3 separate regions of the Mus musculus genome follow, and regions 2 and 3 are each linked to region 1. The links are chromatin loops, found by intact Hi-C in ENCODE. Cell type or tissue: heart. All regions are shown on one strand.

Region 1 (8,000 bases):
TTGCCCTACAAACACAGGAGCGGAATTCATTTTACTCGTCGTGTAAGAAGCTGGGTACGGTACATGCCTGTAATCTTAGAGTGAGGTGGAGGTAGCAGGTTCCTAGAGCTCAAGCCAACTTTTCCTAAAAGCCACTACAGAACACTATCCTGAAGTGCCCCTAGAAAAGATTTCTATGGACAGTTAAGTTCTAACTATTACCCACCATTTCTCCTAGAAGTATCCAAGATAGTAACTTACATATAACTGATAATGTTTGAGCTGTGATTTAACAGAATCATAGAGCAACAGCTTTAAAAATGGTTCAGTGTTTAATGCTTTAGCTGTTTGAGGTATTTAAATCTTTAGGGATGATCAGTATATAGGGCACAGAAGAACTGGTGATTTCGTATACCACTGCAACAATGGAGGCCTCTCATGTAAACTCTTTTATCAATTAGAGGGCTACATAAAGGTTTTCTACTACTATTTAAACAGTGTGGCAAATGTCAAATGTAGCAAAATGTCAATTTATCAGAATCTTAGTATCACCTTCAAATCCCCAGGCTTTTCTTTCATGCCTGGAGAGCATGAAGGAAAGATGACAAGCGTGAGGACATTGAGCATGAAGGCAGTGTCAGACATTAAGTGATAATGCTATATGGTAGGTGATGCTTTGTGTATGTATAACTTAATTTTTCATAAAGCCTAAACAAGGCTTTACTATTTTGTGTTATAGCTAGGTCTATCTTGTGCCAAAGCCTAGGCTCTTAACGCCCTCTGTTAGCCTCAGCCCAGCAATCATCTGCTTACCTCTAGCCCAAGCAGTCTCACACTCCTGAACTATACCAGATCACACTATCCTCATGAACTGAAACAGCACTCAAGAAACTTCCTGGACTAACCTTCCTAGTTCCTAAACTGGTGTCATTTTCTCTGACTCTAGAAGAAATCTTCAGCTCCAGGCGATTCATCAATGCTCAAGAAACAGTCACACATAGCTCCACTCATGATGAAAGATCCATGTGCATGAGCAGGATGCCTCGCTTGCCACCTTGAGTAGCCTTTCTGAGCTTCCTGATAAACCAAACACTATCATTTCTTGGGACTGCTACAGACTCAGTGACCTCCTCTGATTTAAGTGCCTCCCCTCCTACTCCTTTCACCAAACTCTCTGTTAAACAGTCAGTTTTTACCATCTAGGCCCAGACTTTCCCTAGCTGAGGGGCACTGGAATATCCATTGAAACAGTAAGTTCAGCAGAGGGTGCAGCTTTTCAGCACCTTTCTTCTGCCTCCCTCCTATGTTTATCACTTCAACAGCACTACCAGTTTATATTTGAATCATTTCACTCAGATCTTAGGATCTTACATGACTCAGTCAGTCAAGCTGAATAATTAATTAAATCTGTGAGTCTGTAATCCCAGGCAAGATTATCAAGCTCAAGATGCTATTTAAAAGAGAAAAGGCCTGGCAGTGGTGGCACACGCCTTTAATCCCAGCACTTGGGAGGCAGAGGCAGGTGGATTTCTGAGTTGGGAGGCAGAGGCAGGTGGATTTCTGAGTTCAAGGCCAGCCTGGTCTACAGAGTGAGTTCCAGGACAGCCAGGGAAACCCTTTCTCGAAAAAACAAAAACCAAATAAAATAAAAAAAAAATAAATAAACATATTATCCAAATCAACAGTGTGTTTGAAATTTGAATCAAGTGTGCTAAAAAGAGCTCAGGCTACTCAAATGGTACCCGTGATTAATCACCTGGATTTGGAATGGCTGTCTAGAAGAGTATGGAAAAACTTTACTTTCAAATAAGCATACTGTTATACGTGTGTATAGCTTTATAGCACACCATGATATTAAGACTACATTATTTGTTCATGACCTGCCAAAGGATAAATAACCTCCTTGAGGGCAGGGGCTGTCTCTACTCTGATTTATCCCAGACTCCATTGGGCACCTACTCACTTGACACACACCCACTTTGACAGATTACCTACTGCATATACATACAGAAGGTATAAATAAAATAAAAGTAAGTTTTTACATTTATAGACTATGAAAAGGAACATCGCTCACTAAAGTAAACCATGTTTGAAAATGGTTACATTAATACAACAAAAATTAGAAACTCTACAGTTCAGGAGCAAACTTGGGTTATATGAAGTTGAAGGCAGTAAATTTATAGAGTTACAGAGACCTTGGACTTGGAAGTCTAAGCACCTGATGCTCTCCGAGGTTTTATTTTTCATCACACTTCCAGATTTAAGAGCTGTCTACCCAAGGAGACACAAGGACCGTTCACAATGAAACCGTCAAACAGGTAACGAAATAGATCAGTTTTTCTTCTCAAAGCAAAAGTGGCGCGAGAGGAGGGCGCTTGCATTACAGAATGAAAACACAAAGCCAGCCCAGGGCCTGGGGAGTTGGCCCCAGACAATAGGAGCAACGGTAGACAGGTCAGGGGTTGGGTCAGCTGCGGGGTGGAGTCACAAGAGTTCCAGAAATCCCGGGGCTAACGGCTCTAACTGTTCCATCCACCAGTAATGAAGGAATGGATAGCGGATCCTGGCTGGGGGGGCGGGGGTGTCTAGGAACAGTGAAGACGCTTGCACGACTTTTTAAAAGCTGCGGCGAGGCTAGCCCCTTCATTAAGAGTTGGATGCACATGGAATCCTAGAGCCGGGTGCAGGCCAGCTTCCCTTGGGATCCGTGGCGCGTCCGCGGGAGAAGCGGTGGAGGCGACTTACCTTGAGGAGGCAGCTGTTGAGAGGTGCGGGTACCGAGGTGCGGTGGATCACCAGATCCTGGCCTGGGTTGTGCACATCGCAGATAAGCTCCAGCACGGCGACGCTGCGAGCCGTGGACACAGACACGCGGTGGTCCTCAGACCAGGAGAGCGGCTCTAACCCGCTCACCGCGTATTGCAGCTTCACGGCAGGCTCCCGCCGAGTCACCATGAGGCGAAACGAGGCGCTGGGCCCGGGGGCCGCGTCGGCAGCCGCCTCCTTCCCGCCCCCTTCGTCCTTCTCCTCTGCGGGCGGCGAGGGCTCGTCGGCCTTGGGCCCCACCAGGGCCTGGTCCGCCTCGCTCATCTTACTAGGAGCGAGGAGGTCGGGTTACCGGCACACTGAACGCTCGCCACCTTGCCCCGGCCTCTCCCAGCGCCCTCCGCGCCCGTTCACTCCCCGCAGGCCCCGAGCGCCACCGAGCCAGAAAGGACCCCGTCGTTGCTAGGCAACGCCACCCTGCTAGATGGCCGTGGAGCTGCCTGTCTGGAAAGTGCGCTCCGGTAGGGCTGACCCGAGGCGCGCCTGCAGACACGCGGAGAAGGTGGGCGCTTCAGAGAGTCCCTTTCCTAGACACTGGGTGCTAGGTCCGACTAAGAGCCCACGGGAGAGTGAGCCTCCGTGGGTGACTGAAAAGCTGAGAAGACCAGCGTGGTGGCTAAAGGAGACCCTGCTGGGTGGGCGGCGCTCGGCCTCTTCCGGTTTCGGAGGCGTGTGAGGCCTCTTGTCTCCCGCCGGTGCGTGCCGTCCCGGCTCCCGGACCCGGAAGGGGCGGCGGCGGACCGGCGATAGTTGCGAAGATCCTCCCTCTCCACGTGCTACCTGGGCTCCCTGCTGGTTCCGCGGCTCCGCACTTGGGCTTTGGCTACTGTCTGCAGCACTTTGCCTGACCGGCCTTCCAGGACGTGCTTCGGACGCACTCAGGTCCAGATGAAGCGGGTGAGTGCAACCCCAGCCCGGGAGGTGCCACAGTGATCAGGTCCGGTCGAGTTCTTTAAGATGTCCAGAGGGGCTGCCGGGCTGCTCTCGGAAACACGTGAACGAGCGGGGAACCCCGCCTTGGGAGCAAGAGACCGGCGGGCTCCTGAGATTGTCTGAGAACTTAGGTTAGAATTGCAGGCTGTAGTAACTAGTCAAGTTCTTGAGACTAGCTGGGGGGAGGGGGGGACGGGACGGGGGACTAGTCAGCATAAGGATTGGAGGCTGGGTGTATCCAAGCTGGAAAATAATGCCTGAGACATGAGGTCTTAACTGTCGGGAGCCAGGTCTTCTGCTGGCAGGAAGGGTCACTTCTGTTAGGAATGGAGACTGGACTCGGTTCTTTGAGCTTTTAAACGGGACGTTTTCATCCACGTATCCGTTCCCTCGAGAGGAGAAAAGTGACTCTTACAGCAAAAAGATGGTTTTAGGGTTGCTGGTTTATCTTCTTGAAAGTGGGAAGATGTGATAGGAGGCTTCATCCCCCTCACCCAAAAGATAATAATGAAATACAAATTGCCCAGCCAGTTTCAGGTCAACCAATGCTTTTAAACTCCTTTGACTAACACACCCACTGCCTAGTTGCACCTTGGTAGAAGGAAGGAGGGACCTTATTAAGCTTAGAAGGTGATGAGTAAGGACTCTTCAGCAAGCCATTGGTATAGTTGAAACTATGTGGGAGGAGAAATACAGACAACCCTCCGGATAGTGGAGGAGAGGGCATAGGATTTACTGTAGGGTAGACCTGGGCTGGTATAGATGTCAGCTTTGGAATACAGTAGTCTATGTGACTTGGGGGGAGTTAGTCTCTCCTATCCATAAATAGGAACACGAATTTGTTTTATAGAAGATTGTTATGAGACTCCAATGGGATACCTGCAATAACTGCATATTGTCTGGTCCTTAGAGGCAGTTGCTATGTGCCAGTAATAGAAATAAAATCAATTGTGTTTCCTTTGAGGAAGTAGACAGCTGCCTTAGGTCAGCAGCATTGAATCAGGCTTGTGGCATATGCCCAGCCCTGTAGCAGGAACATGCATCTTGCTTACCCAGTTATGCAAGGCTTTTGAGTTCCATCCTCAACTATACAAAAAGAAGAAGAAAAAGAAATTCAAAATTTAATTGAGTGAACAGATTTTATCGTTACTTCAACTGTTGTTTCAAAAGTGATTAAGAGATAATGCAGGCTGGGTGTGGTGGCACATGCCTTTAATCCCAGCACCGAGGAGGTAGAAGCCATTGAATCTCTGAGTTTGAGACCATAATGAGTTCCAGGACAACTAGAACCACATAGTGAGGACTTCTCTCAAAAGGAAAAAAAAAAAAAAAAAAAGGGGGAGGGGGAGGCAATAGAGGCCAGTGAGATGTCTCAGTGGGTGAAGGTGCTTGTGGCTGAGTCTGATGTTCAGAGTTTAATCCTAAGACTTATGTAAAGGGGGAAGGAGAGAGCTCATAGTTGTCAGGTGACCTCTGCATGCTGACCATGACATATGTGCTCACACCCAAACTAATAACGGTACTGCAGGTACCCACCGAGGCCTTGATAATCTGTGCTTTGGTTTATGTATCCAAGTGGGAGTGGAAGATGTGCTGAGCAGATATGCTTAATGAGGGAGCTCGGTGTGGATAACTAATAGACTATTTGGAAGACCCTTCACAGCTTAAATTGGGTTGCTCTGTCTTAATACTATGAAAAATATTTTCTTAAGGATGTTTTCTGGTTATTAAAGTAATAGAGTTTCATTTAAGAAAAATTAAAAGATATAACCCCTCCTACAGTTGCCATTCCCAGAAATAACTTTCAGCATTTGATGTATAGCCTTCAAAGAAACATGACTATATGATCTTTTCTAGCCAAATAGGCTATCGTTAATCAGGCATCTCAGCATTATCTTCATGGAAGAGCACAGTACATTCTGGGAATTTAAGAAAGACTGGCAAAGGGTAAAGGTGAACTTGAAGCTGAGGAGATGGGTAGAGGTTGTATTCTAGAGGCTTCCTAGATCTCCCTGGAGATTTTTCAGTGTTAGCCTAACAGCCGTGGAGAACCTGCTTGAATTTAGCACTTGTTTTGTTTGTGTCTTACTCTAGCCTGGTAGCTGGGAACTCACTTTGTTGCCCAGGCTGACCTAAAACTCAGCAGTCCTCCTGCCTTAGGCTTGTGAGTGCTGGGCTTCTATGTGTGAGCTGTCGTGTTAGCTTCTGAGTACTTGTTTTTGAGAGACTCTGACTTGTCTGTAACGGGTGAGTAGAATTTGCAGGTGTCTCAGTCTGTGTGCTACCTGGTGTGTTTAGTCTAAGGACGGGAAGAGGGAAGATGTGTAATAAGGGAGACCCTCTGCTTGCTGTTGCTGCAGTACCATTCATCATGATGGGACCTGGAGACTCAAGGAGGCAAGTCTAATCTTGATTGGTTGAAAAGCCTCCTAAACCTGAGAGTGGCTTGGAACAGAATAGGTTCCATCCTGAGTGGAGGAGCTCTGTGGACTGAGACTGCTAGTTCTGCTCAAGAAACTTGTGGTAGGGTGACCTTCAGGCCTTTTGTAACTGTCAGGTGAGGCTTGCAAATCTTGTGCTCTCTGACAAAAGACCCAACAGACATGAAAGCTGGCTTTATTTTCCTTTATCTGGAAAATTCATAAACTTGGAACTTTGCAGAAACAAATTTTAAGATGAAGTAGGATTATTTTACTAATATTCAATATTTCAAATTGTATTCATTGAATTCTTTAGAGGAATTCTTATGATTGCCAGGAAAAGAAACTTCTCCTTTTCATTGGTAGATTGGTCTGAAGCTGACAGTCTTTGTGTAACAAGTGATTGTATAAACACAAGTCATTGTTTCAAGTAAAGAGGAAGAGAATGTATACTAAAACTGAAGGCATTGGCTACTCATAGCCTTGTTCAGGCTGGAAGTAAAGATGTTTCTTCTAGAGCAGTGGTTCTCAACCTTCCTAATGCTGCAACCCTTTAATACAATCCCTCATGCTGTGGTGACCCCAACATTAAATTATTTTCATTGCTACTTCATAACTACTATTGCTCCAGTTATGAATCACAATGTAAATATATGGTATGCAACCCCTGTGAAAGGGCTGTTTGCCCCCCCAAAGGAAAGGAGAACTGTTGAGACTCCCTGTTCTAGAAGTTTGGGCACCATGCAAATGCATGCATCACATTCGTGTTGTGAGGACAGGCAACAGGTGAGAAGCACCTGACGGTGTGTCTGTGATCAGCAATCAGGCAGGGACTCTAAAGGCAAGGAGGGTTGGAAACAGTACGATAGCAGTGATGGATGGAGCGACGCTCTCATTTGGAGTGGGGATGGCAAGTAGGAACTGACTCCAGACCATCTGAATCTGAGCAGCTCAAGGGAAAAAGACGACAGATCCAAGCCCTAGGGAAGAACAGTAATGACAGTTTCCACTTCCTGGGCACGCACTGGTTCGACATCCCATTTAACAAATGGTCTTGTCTTAACATGCTTTGTTGGTTAAAAAATAAAGAACAGATTTCATTTCCCTGTGTGTCTCTGTTCTCACATAAAACGGACTCCTAGGGGTGTAGTTTAACTTAATAAGTATGAGTGCTTAATCACAAAGTAGATTCTTGCTTCCCTTAGAATGGACTGAATTGATTAATGTCAGCTGGCAGGACACTTCTCTCTTCCTGCTCCCACTCTCATCTTGGGCAACTTAACAGTTCAGATGGATGGAGGACTGCTAGATGAACGGACTGAGATTGTGTGTCTTCCCCCACCCCCATTTCAGATGAAGCCAAAGAATCTGGTTGTAAACCCTAAACTGATGGTTGGCATATGGGGCGTAATGATCTCTGCAGGAAGAGATACATTCTGTGGGCAGTCAGGCTTCACTCTGAGGATTGTCTTCATGGACTAATGCACCTCTTCTTGATCTTTCCTTTTGGGAACAACACAGCAAGCAGAGGCTACCAAGAGAAAGCACCAAGTGTCCAGTGATGCTCCACCAGCAAAACGGAGGAGTGAAATATCCTCTGTTTTGGCCAAGAAAGCCAGTGATAAAGAAACTCAGAGAACATTTAAAGGGAGTACACACAAAACGTTTCCTCCAAAGAAGTATTTGGACAGTATAGGCAATGGAAGGCAAGAGGAGAAGCCATGCATCAAGACTTCATCGCTGTTTAAAAACAACCCTGAGATCCCAGAACTCCACAGGTGTGTTTTTCAGTGCAGGTGTGCCTCTGGTGTGAGCAGTCACGGACACCTCGTTCTCCACTGC
Region 2 (8,000 bases), 140 kb before region 1:
CTACGGAGTGAATTTGGACAATAGCTCATCCTTAAAGAAATGGGTTTAATAAAACGATGAGCCTCCCTCCACCAGTGAGCTGGGCCAGTTGCCAGTTTGTGGCAGAATCCGTTGAGAGGGACCATTCCCTACCAGCTCATCAACAAATCCACAGTGCTTAGCCTAGGTGACACCGGACATTTGAGTGCTTAGTATAGGCCATGGATTCTTTCATTAGATACGCCTTACAGGTGGGGAAACTGAGGCGTAGTGAAATATGGTCACTGGGTGGCAGGTTGACTTAGGCCCAAGCTGTCTCAGTCTCAAGCTGTACTTTAGTCGCTGTTATGTGCCTGGTAGAGAGGAATAACCGAGGGACCCTCTCCATCAGTTAGAATCCGAGTCTGCATTCCAACTCACATATGCCTGTCCTCTCTGGGGCTCCACTGTTCATGTTTGGGGTGAGGGGCAGGGCAGGGGAGAACACGCGCACACACACACACACACACACACACACACACACACACACACACACACACACACGCACACACACCAGCACGCCAGGCATCACCTGCTCGATACTGGAGATGGGCCGGATTTTGTCGTGGGCATTCTCCCGGCAGTGCTCCAGAGCCGCAATGAAGGTGAACTGTTGCTGCTGGAAGAGCTTATACTTCTGCTCGATGCTGCGGAGGGACTCTTTCACCTCATTCATTGTTGCTCTTAGGTCTCACAGGACAGAAAGGGTCTATTGGGAGGAAGAGGAGAGCCTTGAAGCCCCAGGGGCCAGAATCTCCATGCAGCTTTGGATGGAAGCATCCTCCCATAGCAATGTGTCCCTACTTTGTGGAAAAGGAAGCAGGGTCAGGCAGCCACAAGCTTGTTCTAAGTCCTTCGAGTTGTTCACCACTGCACCAAGTCTGACCCTTGTCTATTTGCCTTCCCAGGACACAGTCTGCCATGACCTGTGGCTTCCTTCACCCAGAGACAGTTTCTGTGGTCCTCAGTGTCTCCAGATCACAGAGTATACCCACATACACACACACACTATCTTGTGAGTGTGCGTGCACACAGCATCCGGGACCTCTCTGTGGCAGAGCCAGTGATTCAAGGACATGCCACAGAACCCCCAAACCAGCAACACATCAGTTTTTAAAAAAGAGTCTATTACAGTGAAGTTGATGAAAGTCTGGGAGAAAACCAGGGTAAAGAAAGAGTTAGTGCTTTGTTGTTCTGTGTGACTCTCTGCGTCTCTCTCTCTCTCTCTCTCTCTCTCTGTGTGTGTGTGTGGGGGGGCTTGGAGCAGGAGCCCCAGCCTCAGGTTTGCAGCTTTCCAGGGTAGGTAGGTGCGGGTGTAGACTCGTCCCCTGTCTTATATTAATTACCTGCATTGCCTGATTAGGAAGGCCAACTGTATGCAACCCGAGGGCCATCACTGATGTGATGCTGGATCCTCAAGCACTGAGGATCCCCCCTGAGCAGACATGGCAGGGGTGCCCTACTCCATGCTGTCATGGTTTACTGACCTCCGACAAAATGCTTATAGTCTTTAAGGAATGTCAGAGCTGGAAGGGACCTCAGCAGTCCCTAACCTGTAACTTCCAGGAGGTATTTGGAGACCTAGAGATAAGGGAGTCCCAGTGAGTGTGTGCCATCGATCCCAGGCTTCCTGATGTCTAAACAGCATCCTCACTATCCCACATCCCACCACCCTTCCATGGGTACACCCAGAGCCCAGGCTCCAGCATGCCAGCCCGTGTCACATGACCCAAGGCTATTCCAGGATGCTGGAAGTGGAAGAGGCCAGCCATGCAAGGAGAAGCGTAAGGGAGGCACATAAAGGAAGGGACATTGGTGGCTTCCTAGTGAGGACATTGAAACTAGGACAACACCTGTGACAAAATAAATGGCAGCCAGAGAACATAAGACCTGAGAACAGATTCTTTAGCTCTCACCTTTCTTTTTTTTTTTTTTTTGTTATTTTTGTTTTGTTTTTCAAGACAGGGTTTCTCTGTGTAGCCCTGGCTGTCCTGGAACTCACTTTGTAGACCAGGCTGGCCTCGAACTCAGAAATCAGCCTGCCTCTGCCTCCCAAGTGCTGGGATTAAAGGCGTGTGCCACCACGCCCGGCAGCTCTCACCTTTCTTACTCTCTTCTCTAGCCCTCCTTCTCTCTCTCCCTTTCCCCTCTCTCCATGTGGCCATGGCTGGCTTCTCTCTTTGTACCTTCTCTCTGTTTCTCCCTTCCTTTCTACAATAAATCTCTAAAACCATTAAAAAACAAAAAACAAAACAAAAAATCAAAAAACTGAGAACAGACCAGAACATGGCCTCTGTGGATGCTGGCCTGCACATCACAGAACTTGGAGATGACTAGAGGAGACCCTTTAAAGATCTGAGGGAGAAGCTAAACCCACATGGGAAGTGGGCAAGCCGGGATCTGTCATATCCCTGCTTGATTCAGGGTAGCTCTTTGATTGGACCCTCCCTCTTTTATATTCCTTAGAGACAAGATGACAGGGATCAGGTTGGCTGTGGCTGCTAAGGAACAGGTGGGCGGTGCTAGCAAGGATCTGGAAAGTTATCCACTTCTAGGGTCCCCCTCTAGCTGGACTTGGGGGGCCTCACTTCCACTCCTATCCCAGAGCAATGAGAATTAGCACTCATGGGGCTCCCTCCCCTGTGCTCAGCTCTCTGCCCATCCTCAGGGCTTCCAGGTTCTCCAAGGAAGCCATGCTAACTGGCTTGCTGTGCCCCACGAGCTCCCTAGAGCAAACCTGACTTAGTTCTTGATCCTAGCAACTTGTGACATGAACACGTCAGGGATGTCACAGAAGGGGATGTAACTAGCTATCCAAAGTGATTGGCCCCTGACCACAGGCCTCTGCAGCCAAATTAGAGTGGATGAAAGGCCTGGATGCAGGCGCTGCTCTCTCTGGGGGAGAAGGGAGGGAAAGGTGATTACCCCATAGGTTTGAGGCTTTAATTGATTTGTATTTTTCCAGGCTGCTAAAGAAGATTAGATCGCAGTATGAAAAGCGCCTAGGGCTTAAAATAAATGAGCGGAGACGAAAGCCACTTCAAAAATGTCCAGGAAGCACACTGAACCCCCCCCCCCCCAGTGCAAGCTGCAGTGTGGCTGCTGCTTTCTTTGTTGGGGAGGCCTCATCTTTGCTTCCCCAGCTGACAAGTCTACCGAGGCCTGAGGCCTTTGAGGAAGCAGGTCTCGGGGACAGAGGGCTGCGCTGTGGCTTTACATGGGCAGGTGTCATTATCCCAGGTCAGAACGCTAGCTCTCAGCCTTGAGGCTCCCTCTGATTTCATTCTCAGCCCCTGGGCAAGACTTTTCCCCTTTGCTAGGCCTTAGCCTCTGTTTCTGTAAAAGGTGGGGGATTGGATAGAAACTCTTCAAGCTATTGAAACTTCCTCTCTGTGCCCAGCAGCTGTCGAGGGAAGAAATCCAGAAAGAGGAAATGACTTGCCCAAAGCCACCAGCTAACTCCTCTGGCCTGTCTTATTCTGCAGTGTCTTGTCTGTCTTCGGAGCAGAAGGTTTTCATCTGACTTGACACTGCCTGGTGCTGTGGCCCCCGGAGCCCCTGAGAGCTCCTCCAGCTTGACCCATGCAAACAGGTGAGCTACAGGAGCAGGAGTGACTCGGTCCCCAGCACTTGCTGCTCTTCCAGAGGGCCTGGGTTTAGTTCTCAGCACCTAGATCTATTGGCTCACTGCTTGCAACTCTGGCTCCAGGGTTCCAAAGTCCCTTTCCCAGCCTCTGCTCTTCCTCTGTCCCACCCTTATACACATTAATACATAAAGATAAAACTTGTGAGACAGGAACGATTGTTGTCCAAAGTGAGGTGAGATTAAGATTAGTCTAAAGATTAAGTGAGATATCACTATGTACCCACACTGTCCACTCCCTATAGGCCAGTCACTGTCGGGGACTTCAGGGTAGTTGTGGGAGGAATGCCTGAGTGTTCCCCACTGCTCAGGGTAGAAACTTAGGCTCACTGTAAATCTGTCAAATTTACAACATCTAGAGTTGGACTTGTGGCTATCATCGTAGGCTGTGTGTACCTCCCTCTGGGTTACTACACAGAGTCCTTCCTCCACGATGCCACCCTTGCCTCTTCCACAGCTACACGCAGCTTTCCTCCCCCTAGGCCAGGACACCTCCACCTCTTTCTCCCCCACTCCCATAGTGTTTTCGACCCAGCTCGTCGCCGGCGCTCCATCCCCCTTTACCCTGGTTTGACTTGGACTGGCCTTCGCCTCACAGAGTGCCCAGAAGCTTGCAGTGCCTCCGTGGGTGTGCGGCCCCGAGGGCGGGAAGGCCCCTCAGGAAATGGGCGTGGGCGGGGTCGAGGCCATAGAGGCCAGGCAGGCTTGGCCGATTGTGACCACAGGTGCTATGGCAACCCGGTCACATGACTCGGCCGGCCGCCCAAACCAGGAGACCCGCCCAGTTTCCCCCCACCCCCACCCCCATATGATCTGGGCGCATATGACTTTTCCTCCTGTAGAAACCGGTCCCACGTCTGCCCCAGCGTCTTTCATTTAAAGATGGGGAAACTGAGATCCAGGGAGCAGGGTCAGCTTCCAGCGCCCAGATCCGCACAGTTGGCTACACCAGAAGCAGGATTTATTCTGTCATCCGATCCCCCATTGCTCTGTAGCTCCACAGGCGTTCTGGGGTTTGCTTTGTGGCCCTGGGGAGGGAGAGCCGACTGCAGATCAGGACCTCGGTGGATGGAATCCGGGACCAGGACTCGCCCCAGCTGAGGCGCTCACCGATGACGCATAGCTTGGCGTCCCAGCAACGCCGTTACTAAGGAGCGGAGCGCTGTCGGAAACATGGATGCAACCACAGCCCCTCATCGCATTCCCCCGGAAATGCCTCAGTACGGGGAAGACTACTACATTTTCGAGATGATGCAGGTGATCAGGCGCCCGAGGATAGGGAATACGGCTACCGGGCCGGGCCGGCAGCATGGTCTGGGGGGAAATCCCTTTCCTCAGTTTCCCCACCTGTGAAATGGCGCAGTAGTCTCCAGGGCCTCTTCTGGCATTGTATGGGAAACCTCAGCCGGTTCCTGAGCCCTGAGTCTTACCTAAGCTGGGCCTTGGAAGCCCTAACAAGCTAGGCTCACCCACCTCACTCCAAGACCAGTTAAAGAGATAAGCAACAGAAAAAAAGAAAAAGTCAGAGAAAGGCTTATTTCCTGTGACCACAATGGAAGGAGGAACACGTTCAAGAAGTTCAGTGACCTGCTTCCCGGGGCTAGTTTTGGGGTCCACACAAGTCTAGTGTGATCCCGCACCTCACTGACCCATATCTGTCTCCGTTCCACTCCCTCCTGCAAGGTGGTCTGACAAGTTGGAGGAAAACTTCCCAGGAGACCCGCCCCTCTGGCTGGTGCCAGCCTTTTCCTTCTCCTGGCATGAGGTTCCTGGGAAATTCCAGTTCCCAGGACCAAACCGATTGTCTCAGCCGTCAGGCAAAAGACACATGTGTTTTGTCTCATGAGGGTGTCTTTGACCCTGTTAGGACAAGTAGGGGACCGTATAAGTTTTAGATGGCATCCCTATCCAGGTGGTCTCCTCTGGGGCAGCATATTTTCTACATAGCCTCTATCCTCAGAATTGGCCTTTTGAAAGCCCTCGTCCCTCATCCCTTATACTAGCTCCCAGCTTGTCCTGGTTCCCAGGCAACTGTGGCCTTCAGCCAAACCATATCCCCATCTATGTGTGCTCCAGTTTTTGACTTGTGCTCTCCAGAGGTGAAAGTGACTTTTAGGGGCTGGACCGATGAGCTGTCTAACAGTCAGTGATTCTGGGGGCCGCAGGCAAACTAGAGCTCAGTTTCTAGTACCCTATACTGCAAGCCTAGCATGCACACGCGCACACGTGCGCACACACACACACACACACACACACACAGACAGAGAGAGAGAGAGAAGGAGGGGGACACCGTGCTGGCACATGAGCCCAGGCCAAGGAGCCTGAGTCTACTGAGCAAGCTCCTTTGGAAAGTGTTAATGGAGGGGAGACCAAGGAGTGGCCAGCCACAAATAAAACAGCAAATCTGGGGGCACGAGAGGGGTGATATATGATCCTGGCCTGCTTTCTTGTTGGATTGGTGGGGCGATAACCAGAATACTTTATCTTATTATCATTTATTTTCAAATAATCTTAGACTTGGGAAGTTATAAAAATGGCGTTCACCTCTTGTCTAGCTTAGGCCGTGTAACCTTGGTCTTCTCAAAGCCGTGAAGCAGAAGTGGGTGCAGTGCTTGAGCCTCCACTGCAGGCTTCTCCTGGATCTCACCCCCTTTCACCTGCTCTTGGGTTTCTGTGGTGGTGTGTACAGCTCTGTGACGTTTTATCAGATGTCTGTGGCTCTCATGGGATTCACAGATCCACTGCTGTTCATCCGTGATAACAGACTGTCCTCAGACTTGGCTTCTTTTTGTCTTGTCCTGAGAAGGACTCATGGCCTTATCAGCCCGAAGCATGCAGATGTGTTACCTGTGTAACCTCTTAGTCAAGAAGTGAACACAACATCTCTAAGCACAGAGCCAGCCCAGCTGTGCCACTGAACGAATGGTAGGGGGCTGGGGAAGGAGGGCTGAGGCCCCAAGAAGAGGAGGGACTTTCGGATGAGATCTAGAGTCTAAACAGGACTCCCCATTGGTGCTCTTGACTACTCTGCACCTCATTGTCCTCATTGGCCCTTCCTACCTCTCCTGCAGCCCAGCTGCTGTCAGCTCTCCAGTTCCCTGGTGTGCCACTCTGAAAACTGCTTCCTCTGACGTGTTTGCTCAGTTGGTTAAATGGCCAACATCCAGGACTATTTAACTGCTTGGCTGATAAGTATTCTGTCCCACTTTGGAGAGACTCAGCCACTAGTGAGGGCTTCGTTTCGTGGCTAGCATCTGCACTGGGTACCTACTGTAATTGTGTAGACAGGGAGGACCGCAAAACCCATGGAGTGTCGAGCAGGAATAGGAGAGGCAGGGAACAGAGGTACACATGCAGGCCTGTGCAGGAGCAGAGAGCAGCAGGGGTTTATCTGGTGCACTGAGAGCTGATGATCAAGAAGCCAGGTCAAGGAGCAAGAGGCGTTCTAGGCAGAAGACCAGCATTCACTGAGGCGCTGCAACAGGACAGCTGTGCAGGACCTCGGGAAGACTGTGCGGGAAACACAAAGGGAGATGAGGTGGGGACCTGACTGCTTGGGCTTCCTCAGGCTTCTGCTGCCAGTGACACCAGCAGATGTTCCAACAGGTGGTCCCCATGGCAACCAGGGTCCCTGCAGGTGTTAACCTCTTGATATCTGTTTGTGCCCACAGAACATGTTGGAGCAGCTCCTGATCCACCAGCCGGAGGACCCCATCAGCTTCATGATCACTCACCTGCGCAGGAACAATGATAATGGTGAGCACTCGCTCCAGTGTGGAGTAGCTGCCGCCCCCTCTACACCACACCATCCTGACTGTGGCCCAGAGCCTTCTGTCCTGCCTGTGCCTGAATGGGGATCAGAACAGAACAGGGAGGAGAGGTACTTTGACAAGTTGCAGTAGTTAATTGGAGAATGCCTTCTTTTTCTTTTTGAGCCTAACTAATAAAAATTCTCTTGCCAGGCTATTAAAATGCAAACCCCAGAATGGCCCATGTAATCAATTATTAATGCTTCCGCCTGCCCTCGCTGATGTCGCCTGTTGGGTTTAAACTCTCTGATCACTCCACTTGTCAGGTGAAGTTTGGTTTCTGGTCTACCTAGACAGCGAATACTTGGACTTTTCCAAGGGTCTCATTATCAGCACCTGCTAATGAGTTGCCGAGCTCCCCAAATCTCAACCAAAGGCAGGTGGCTAGACCCCAGGCTCGAGTGCAGAACTGGGAAGAGGAAGCCCTCCAATAAACAGGGCCCCTTCCTGCATCCCAGGGTTTAGATTTGCCAAGCCGAGAGAGGAGTATTCTGCCCCCGGTGAACCAGAGTCTTGATTGGTTGGTTGAA
Region 3 (8,000 bases), 71 kb after region 1:
GCTTGCAAGTATCCAAACTCCCAAGCATTTCTTCCATCTGCAGGTCAGTGTGCTGCAGGTGGTGTGGGGGAGGGGAGCACCTGCGCCCAGGTCCCGGGAGACGGACCAGTGTCAGGAGATGACCTTGGCCCTTTGAACGTGATCTGGAGTCTGACTCCCCTGAAATCTCAGAGCCAGAGGCGGGTGGTTGATCTGCCCCCTCCCCTGCTCCTATTTCTCCCAGGACTGGAACAAGGGGAGGATGGAGAGAGAGCAAAGGGTTGCCTAACGTGGCGTCGCAAAGGCCCATGGGATCCTACCAGGCATTAGAGACTAGGAGCTGCGGGTAGCCAGAGCGGGGGGCGCCGGGCGGAGGAGGGTGGGGCAACGGGGAGCAGCCTCGGAGTCCATCTGTCTGCCCCGCGCCCGCAGGGCCGGGCACCAGCTGCCGGCGCCCTGGCCTGAGCCAGATGAGTCGGCTCAGTGAGTGCTTCGCGGCCTGTCGCGCAGCAGAGGGAGGCCGAGCGTTGGCCTCGCCCGTGACCTCCTAAGACCGTGTGGAAACGGGACAAATCAGATGAGAAGGCCAAGAGCCTCGGGGTGGAAACGGGGAGACCCCTGGGAGTCCAGCCCAAGTCTCCTAAGCATGACTACAACACCCAGGAACTGGGGAACGGGACAAGAGGGAGACGAATTCTCCCTCTTCTTGCCAGTGAAAGGATCTGTAGTTCCAGAGGTGCCAAAGTTATTTATGGAGGAAGGAGTGGGGAGGGCCTGAGCGGGAGCCAACGGAAGGTAGCGCGGACAGGCGCCTAGTCATTTGTAAGAAGTTTATTTTCACATTTAAAAAAAGATAACCCAAGAGGTCTGGCTGCCCTGGGACCTGGGTGGAGGGAGCGGGACTGGGGGCCAGGATGTGTGGGCAAGCCCTCTTGGCCCCTTCCTGCCCACCCGGGATGGGGAGGGCACAGGCCACAGACTCACTGATTCACTGACACGGTCACGGGCTCATGGGTCACGAATAAATAACTTCATATACACTTTGCACACTGTATGTACAGCTCCGCTGCTAGCCCGGGGCTTAGGAAGAATAAAGGAAATGGGAGGGAAGCTCCGTATAGCGCTCCCACTCTGTCCCGCAGAGGTGCAAGAAGGGTGGGCCCCAGGCCTGGGACACCGGCGTCCCCTACCTGCTGCTGAGGGGACAGGGGGCACCTGGGGAAGTCCGCAAGGATCCGGGGCTTGGTGAGAGGTGGGCAAGGACGCATATGTACATCCGGCGAGTGTAAGTAGCTCCTGGATGGAGCAGCCAAGAGAGAGGACGTAGGGGAGGGGTAGCCTCAGTGAATTTCTCCCACACGGGGACACTGGGCTGCGGAGGGGAGCCCAGCAGCCCTGCCCCGGGGCGAAGGGAGGGACCCACGCCCAGCCTGAGCTGGGGGTCCCAGAGCATGGTTTGGGGCAAGCGGGAGCTTCACCGGGGCTGCGCGGCGCGCGGGAGGACGCCGGGCAGCGGGGGCAGCGGCGGGGGCGGCTCGCTGGCGCCCTGGAGTCCGTGGATGAGGATGCGGGGCACCAGAGGTCTCTGAAGGGCAGGAGGTGGCGCGCTGGGTCCGCGGTACAGATAGAGTGCGGCACCGGGGTCCAGATTGGAAACCAGACTCTGCGGGTAGAAATAAGGCGACGGGAACATTCTCTGGAGCGCCGAGTAATTGCCTGCCTCCGCTAGCAGCTCCAGCCCCACGGCCGTCTGTCGCTTCCATTTAGTCCTAGGAACCGAAATCAAGACAGACGAAGGGATCACAACCTTTACCCCTTCCTAGTGATTGGCACCGAGAGCCGCGAGATGGCCAACGGGGAGCATGCTAACTTGTTAATAAATAATGGAGTATCCATGTCAAATACACAATGCAACATACTCTTCCACTGACTTTCCATGACTTTTGTCCCCATTTTACAGATTAAAAGCCTGAGGTATTTCTAGTTTTCAAGACGATCTGCAAAGTAGCAAGCAGAGCCCCTGCTCCAAGCCAGATTGTCTGACTCCCAAGCGCACTTACAAACTCCTGTGGTAGGGCTCCTGGGTATGCTTGCCCTGGGAAGACCCCCTAATGAAAGTGGTGGAGCTACCTACTGGTAGCCTGTGTCCCGCCCCACCCTTACCCCTTACCCAGTCCCATGTAGCCCCAGAGGCTCGGACTTGAAGCAAGTAGGCTGGGTCTGCAAGCGAAGATTTCTCTAAAGGAATGTACACTCTTTCTCTCCCAGCCTACCCACACTCTCCCAGCGTGTGGTGGGATAGCCCGGAGCCCCACTTGGCCCAGAAGTTGAGAGGCCTAGGGCAAGGTTTGAGGAAGTCAAACCTAAAGGTTCTATACCCACCTGTAGTGAGGTTGGGGATGCCTGCCTGGGTTCCAGTGAGGCTGAGGTGGGCTCAGTCACACTAGCCCTGTCCCCACCCCCCTGAATAATTCATCATCATCATAATTGTGTAATTACTGCAACGAGCCTTAATTATTGATGCCTGAAGCAGTAATCGGTATTTATTATTAATGCGGCTGTGTGTTCTGAGGCTTGTTTATGGAAGGCATCATTCCTGCCTCTGCTATGTATGTGGGAAGTGTGGGTCACTATGCTGTCTGTGTACGTATGGTGTACATATCTATTTAAGTCCTATGAATGTCCAAGAAGGAGATTAAGAAGCAGGTTCAAGACCAGTGTCTTAATACCAGTTTCCCATTCCTCTCTGTCCCAGAGGATCTGGCGTGAGGCAGAGAGCCCCTTCTTGGCTGTCCGTGCTAGGAGGTCCAGGGAAGAAATGCTCTGAGATATAAGCAGTCACCACTGGCTCCTACTACAACCACCTCAGGGACCTCTCTGCTTTCTGGAGACTGGGGCTGTCACTCTCCCCGAAGGGCTTGGGCCTTCCATTCCAAGAGCCCAGAAGCCTCAATGCCAAGCCTGGGGCTGTCCTTGGGGACTTGGGCTGAGATGGAGCAGGGCTTGAAACTCTCTGTGTAGGTCCACCTGTCCTGGATTCCAGGCTGATGTCCTTTCTGCCCCTCACTGTGGGACTTAGGGCACAGTGAGTCTTTTCTCAGAGCCTCAGTTTCCCAACTTTTGCAGGTTGGGGGCGACCCAAGGCTCCAGAAGCGCCCAACCGATCCCGCCCCACAGCGAAACCTCACCTGCGGTTCTGGTACCAGGTCTTGACCTGCGTGTCGGTGAGGTTGAGCGAGGCGGCTAGCTCCATGCGGTCTTGCACGCTCAGGTATTTCTGCCGCTCGAAGCTACGCTCCAGCTGCGCCAGCTGATGGTCGGTGAAGGCGGTGCGTGCTTTGCGTGGCTTTTTCAGGCGCACCGGGGGACTGTCCCGAGAGCTGGAGATCTCGCGGTCGCCCTCCTCCTTCACTGCGGAGACACAGAAAGCATGTCAGGGCTTCCTCGGGTCCCAGTCGTCAGAGCAGAGACCTCTGGGGTCCCATAGCACCCAAGCCCTTGGGGATGCTACGGCCTGGCCATCGGAGCCAGGATTCCCAGCCTGCAGAAGGGTGTGAACTATGAGCGAGGAGGAAACGGTGTAGGAAGTGAACGGGGCCAAAGCCGCTGGCAGCTCCCTGAAGAAACTCAACCCTTTTTCTCCCGCCTCACTCCCCCACACCGGGGGAGGGGGAGATAAAGACTGCCAGGGGCAGACCGGCCTAATGTGTCACTGGCCGAGAATGGATTTCTGGAGGATAGTCTCCCTCGTTTGGGCGCAAAGCTCGCGTAGAGAAACAAAACCCTATTTGTTCCTCAGCATCCCATCGTCTCGAAGGGAACATAATTGTGCCCACGCCTCACCGACCTTGCGTTAGCCAGGAATCTACAGAGATGGCTTCCTAGACCAGTTTCGAACTAAGCGGATGGAAAGCCGGCATGGTCGGCATCTGAGAGCGCTCGGAGCTGCGAGAAATACCTATGTTGTCCCTGGGCACGAAGGGCTGCGTGCATCGCAGAGGTCCCGGCTTCGCTGTGCCCACTGTGGCTCCCAACCCACCCTCGCTACAGCCCTCGGTTGGGCAAATGGCCATCTGTTCCCGGCTCCTGAGGTCCACCGTAGACAGGACAAAGCTAGATTAGTTCGTTTTCCTCTATTTTCGTTGGGGTTGACTTAACAGAAAACACACGTTTAATTGAACAAGTTGGGCATTCCCATCTCCATCTCCCAAGGAAAGATTGGAACAGAATAGTCCACTTCTCCCAAAATAACCCTCTAGACTGGGGCTCCCGCCCACCCTACCCCTGCTTTCTTTATCTTCTTTTACGGTGAGTTTCATTCATTGTGCGGGGCATTTGCCATGACAGGGTTCAGCTGAATGTGAGGTGATTTTTCTCTGTAGGAAACAATAATCCGGTTAATTGAGCCACTGGGGAGGGAGGCTTTTCAGCCGGAATGGCTGTGCTTCGCGACAGGGAGGGAGCCTGAAGCCCTAGCACCGGAGCGCCGGAGTCCCGGAGTAACTGCCCCAGACGGCCTTCGGCCTTCAGCTTTCGCCTCCACTGGGAGGCTTTGGAGCCCGCAGGGACAAAAATGACTTTTCTCCCTTGAAAGCCTAAAACTTATCCTTATTCAGACCTCAAACTTGATATTGCAGAAATCTTACTTTACCCCCTAATTATTTGGACTATTGATAACAATCGGCCATCCCGCTGGAGTGGTCGGTTGTTTGTTTTTTAGACTTTCTTCCTTTCCGAGCTCTGCTGGCGCCTTCGGGACTCCTGCAGTTCTGGCTGTCTATCTTGTGTCCAATTTTTTAGAGTTCGGCCTCAGAGCCGCACTCCATCTCCATCGTACTAGAGCCTGGGGACCAGAGATCTTTGGTGGGGTGAAGCCTGGTTTGGTTTCTCTAAGAGCCCAGAGCTCCAGTACTGTTGCCACCCGCGCTACCTCCAAAGCCCTGTTCAACTTCAGTAATTACTGTTTAAGAAATCTTTCACACCAGAAACTTGTGATGAGACTGGCCTGCTCCCCACCCCTGCCTGCAAGAACAAAATGACTCAGTGGTTTGTGGCTGTGGTGAAGGACTTAAATGCCCCTCTGGGCTGGCTCCTGTGTCTGTCTCTCAGTTTAGCTTCCTAAGTCAGACTTTGCAAAAGTCACCCCTGTTTGAGATGTGTGCTAGGCATGCTCTCTCTCTCTCTCTCTCTCTCTCTCTCTCTCTCACACACACACACACACACACACACACACACACACACACACACACAACCATTCACTTCAGAGACTTTTGTTAAGGGCAAAAGCAACAGCCAGTGCCTAGGGGTGGCTGGAACTTTCTACAGCATCTCTGCTCCAAACCCGTTTAAGTGATACTTAGCCGGCTCTCCGCTCTCTCATCATCTCCCTCCTCAGATATCATCAGGGACAGGAGAAGAAAATTGATATTCCAATTATCTTAAACGAAATGGAATCTCTCCTCAAAATCCTGCTTAGGGGCAAAACCATAAAAGGAAGTAACTTGTTTGTACAGCAGTGCTGGACCCAATGGCTCTTTGCCCTAATCATGAAACTAGGTAGAGATGGTTACAAATTGTAAGTAATCACACACACACACACACACACACACACACACACACACACACACACACCTCTCTCCAAGGTGAGTTCTCTTTGCCTCTCTAAACAGGCCCCTGGGAAGGGGGAGGCAAAAGGGCCAAGTTTCCAAAAACACCTTCTTCTGCGTGCTGAGTTTGGAACTGGGAGCATTCTAGATATTGTGGTTCCACAGCCTGGTTGAAGGCCGCCTAGCCATTTCTACTAAGGGAAGAAGAGAGAAAGGAGACCAGGACCTGATGGGCTTCGGTTTGGAGCCTGGGTCTACCCTCAGAGGAATTCTTGGTTGAAAAGAAGACTCAAGAGACTCTAACTAAATTTTGTGAAATTTAGCACAAATAGAGACCAGGAGGTGCATGCAGCAATGACGCTGTCTTCATGGCATAGCATTCACCTGAGGAAGAGGCTTGGGGGATCTATAGTTGTAATAGTTACAAGTCCAGGAGCAGTCTCTACCAGGACTTGATTTTCTGCTGCTTGGCAAGAGAGCTCCATCCCCTGATACCTTTGACACTCTGTGGCCTCTGCCACTTCACTTCTCCTGGGAAAGAACTTTGAGCTCCTGGACCCAATAAGCAGCTAAAGTCAAGGCAGAGCCATAAAGAGAAGATACAAAACTAAGCAACCTCTTTCTTCTCTCCTCCCTCCCCTCTTCTCTCCTCCCTCCCCTCTTCTCTCCTCCCTCCCCTCTTCTTTCCTTCCTTCTCTTCCTTTCCTCCGTCCATTTAATACCACTTCAGCTCCCTTCGTTAAGACAGAATGAAGAGGGAGCCATCACAGAGATTCCCAAAGAGAAAGTAGGACTAACTTGATAACCACTCAGAAATCTCTGGGTCCTGGCCACAGCCTGGTGACCACTGTTCAACCCACTGAAGACCCAAGTCAGAGAGAGCTGCTGTGTAGGTATGGCATTCTTCCCCCTCCGCCTCAGCCTCAGACCCTAATCCAGCCAGCCACCTGGCCTCTCTCTTTCTGCATGGTTCGCAGGCCTAGACTACACCACACTCAATGGGTGGGGAGGCCCACCTTTTCCTCTTTTGGGAAAATTCAGATTAAAAGCTAGACAATTTGTACTGTACTAAGGGCTCTGATGGGAATTTCCTACCAGGCTCTCACTCCAACAGTGCAGCAGCCTCCAAGCTATGCACTGTTGCAAGCTCTCCTCCCAGGGATCCTCAGAAGGTGAGGCTCTTGCCAGAGTTTGCTTTGTACACCTGGGGAGGCTTGCTCTCCTCCACACACAGTATCCTCCCCAGCTTCTCCGAGCCACACACGCTGAACTCTTTGTTGCTCCAGGACCTCAACCTTTGGAGCTGGTAGAGAGGTCTAGAGGAAAACCAACTCTCGGCCCCGGCCTGAGAGATCCTGGAGATGACTATGTTCCTGTCTCCAAGTGTGTGCTCTCAAGTTTTACATGTCACTTTTTAGAACCCACCCACCCCGCTTTTCCCCTTAGTTTCTTACCTTTGTACTCAGAGTCTGATGAAGCGCTGCTGACACTTTTGTCCAGCTTGTCTCGAAAGTCCTCCCCGGCCTTGGCCGCAAGGCGGCCCCCAGGCTCAGGGGCTGCAGGCTGCCCACTGCTAGAGTAGGGTGCACAGGCCGCGAGAGGTTTGCAGTCAGCAAGGATGTCCCTGATCAGAAAGGAGGAGGTGACAGTTCGCGACTGGGCTGGGGCTGAAAGCTGCCCCGGTTGCAGGTGAGAGTCCAAACCTGGGCCAGATGCTGCACCAGGCCGCGAGGTACTGGTCTCCAGACAGTCTCTTCCGGGCGAGGCTGGTGAAGAGCAGTCGCTACTGCTCTCTGAGCGTGGACTCAGCTCCAGGGGTGAACGGCAGTCCCCAAGCAAGGGGTCCCCCTTGGGAAGGGCGGGGCTGCCCGCTCGGTGGGAGAGAATGGAGTCAATCCCAAAGCCATTAGAGCCTTCCATAGCCAAGCTGCAACCTGTCCTCCCCAAAAGCTCCCCACCCACCCCCAACCCCAGCCGCCGCTGCCCCTGCCCCTAGCTGCGGGCTGGCATGGGGAAGGCGGGCAGGGAGCCTGTGGGCACCTTGGACGGAGTTCAGCCTTGGGGGAGCCCGGGAGCTCTGGGCCAACCTCCTCTGCGCATTACATCCAAAAGGGCTCAACGCGTCTTCTGCAGCACCGCGCCGAGCCGCCGAGCCGAGGGGGGGTGGTGGTGGGAGTGTCAGGAGGAATGGGAGGAGGGCGCGCCAAGTTGGGGAGAGCCAAAGGGTAGAAGAACGGCCCGAGGATCCCTTAGGCACAGAAGAAACACGAGGTTGATGGAATCTGAATAAAGATCGTCTTTTGAAAAAACAAAATCCAAACCGCACGCTTCCTCCAGGCAAACGGTAGCCCAGGGCAGGGGTCAGCACGGCCGATAGCAACCGGCCGGGGCCGCGTTACGGGCAGGCAGAACAGA

What was found. Peaks named below come from ENCODE experiments on the same cell type or tissue, not always from the same donor. Only the 100,000 strongest peaks of a DNase experiment are listed, where the experiment ranks them.
Region 2: it touches region 1 in a loop (2.9-fold over the local background); 2 of 42 quality-filtered maps call a loop at or near these places.
Region 3: it touches region 1 in a loop (2.1-fold over the local background); 2 of 42 quality-filtered maps call a loop at or near these places.

Annotation. Positions count from the first base shown.
Region 1 is chr2:28,837,159-28,845,158 of GRCm38, forward strand. Gtf3c4 (general transcription factor IIIC, polypeptide 4) reads right to left here and starts at 3,202. Exons shown (of 5, transcript NM_172977.3): 1 at 2,725-3,202. The coding sequence starts at 3,069. It overlaps Ddx31 (DEAD/H box helicase 31), which reads left to right and starts at 3,248. Exons shown (of 20, transcript NM_001033294.3): 1 at 3,248-3,702; 2 at 7,680-7,936. The coding sequence starts at 3,694. In heart, no CTCF peak of the experiment used is centred here; DNase peaks (open chromatin) are centred at 3,203 and 3,503; H3K4me3 peaks cover 3,364 bases; H3K27ac peaks cover 2,524 bases.
Region 2 is chr2:28,695,357-28,703,356 of GRCm38, forward strand. Spaca9 (sperm acrosome associated 9) reads right to left here and starts at 4,295. Exons shown (of 5, transcript NM_027283.1): 1 at 4,226-4,295; 2 at 551-727. The coding sequence starts at 694. Ak8 (adenylate kinase 8) reads left to right here and starts at 4,805. Exons shown (of 13, transcript NM_001033874.2): 1 at 4,805-4,918; 2 at 7,333-7,417. The coding sequence starts at 4,835. In heart, no CTCF peak of the experiment used is centred here; DNase peaks (open chromatin) are centred at 4,335 and 4,795; H3K4me3 peaks cover 1,996 bases; H3K27ac peaks cover 1,973 bases; H3K27me3 peaks cover 1,326 bases.
Region 3 is chr2:28,908,175-28,916,174 of GRCm38, forward strand. Barhl1 (BarH like homeobox 1) reads right to left here. Exons shown (of 3, transcript NM_019446.4): 1 at 7,040-8,000; 2 at 3,168-3,390; 3 at 1-1,748. The coding sequence starts at 7,505. The coding sequence ends at 1,454. Among named protein-coding and RNA genes, the nearest start is that of Barhl1, 4.2 kb to the right of the region's middle. In heart, no CTCF peak of the experiment used is centred here; no DNase peak of the experiment used is centred here; H3K4me3 peaks cover 1,680 bases; H3K27me3 peaks cover 8,000 bases.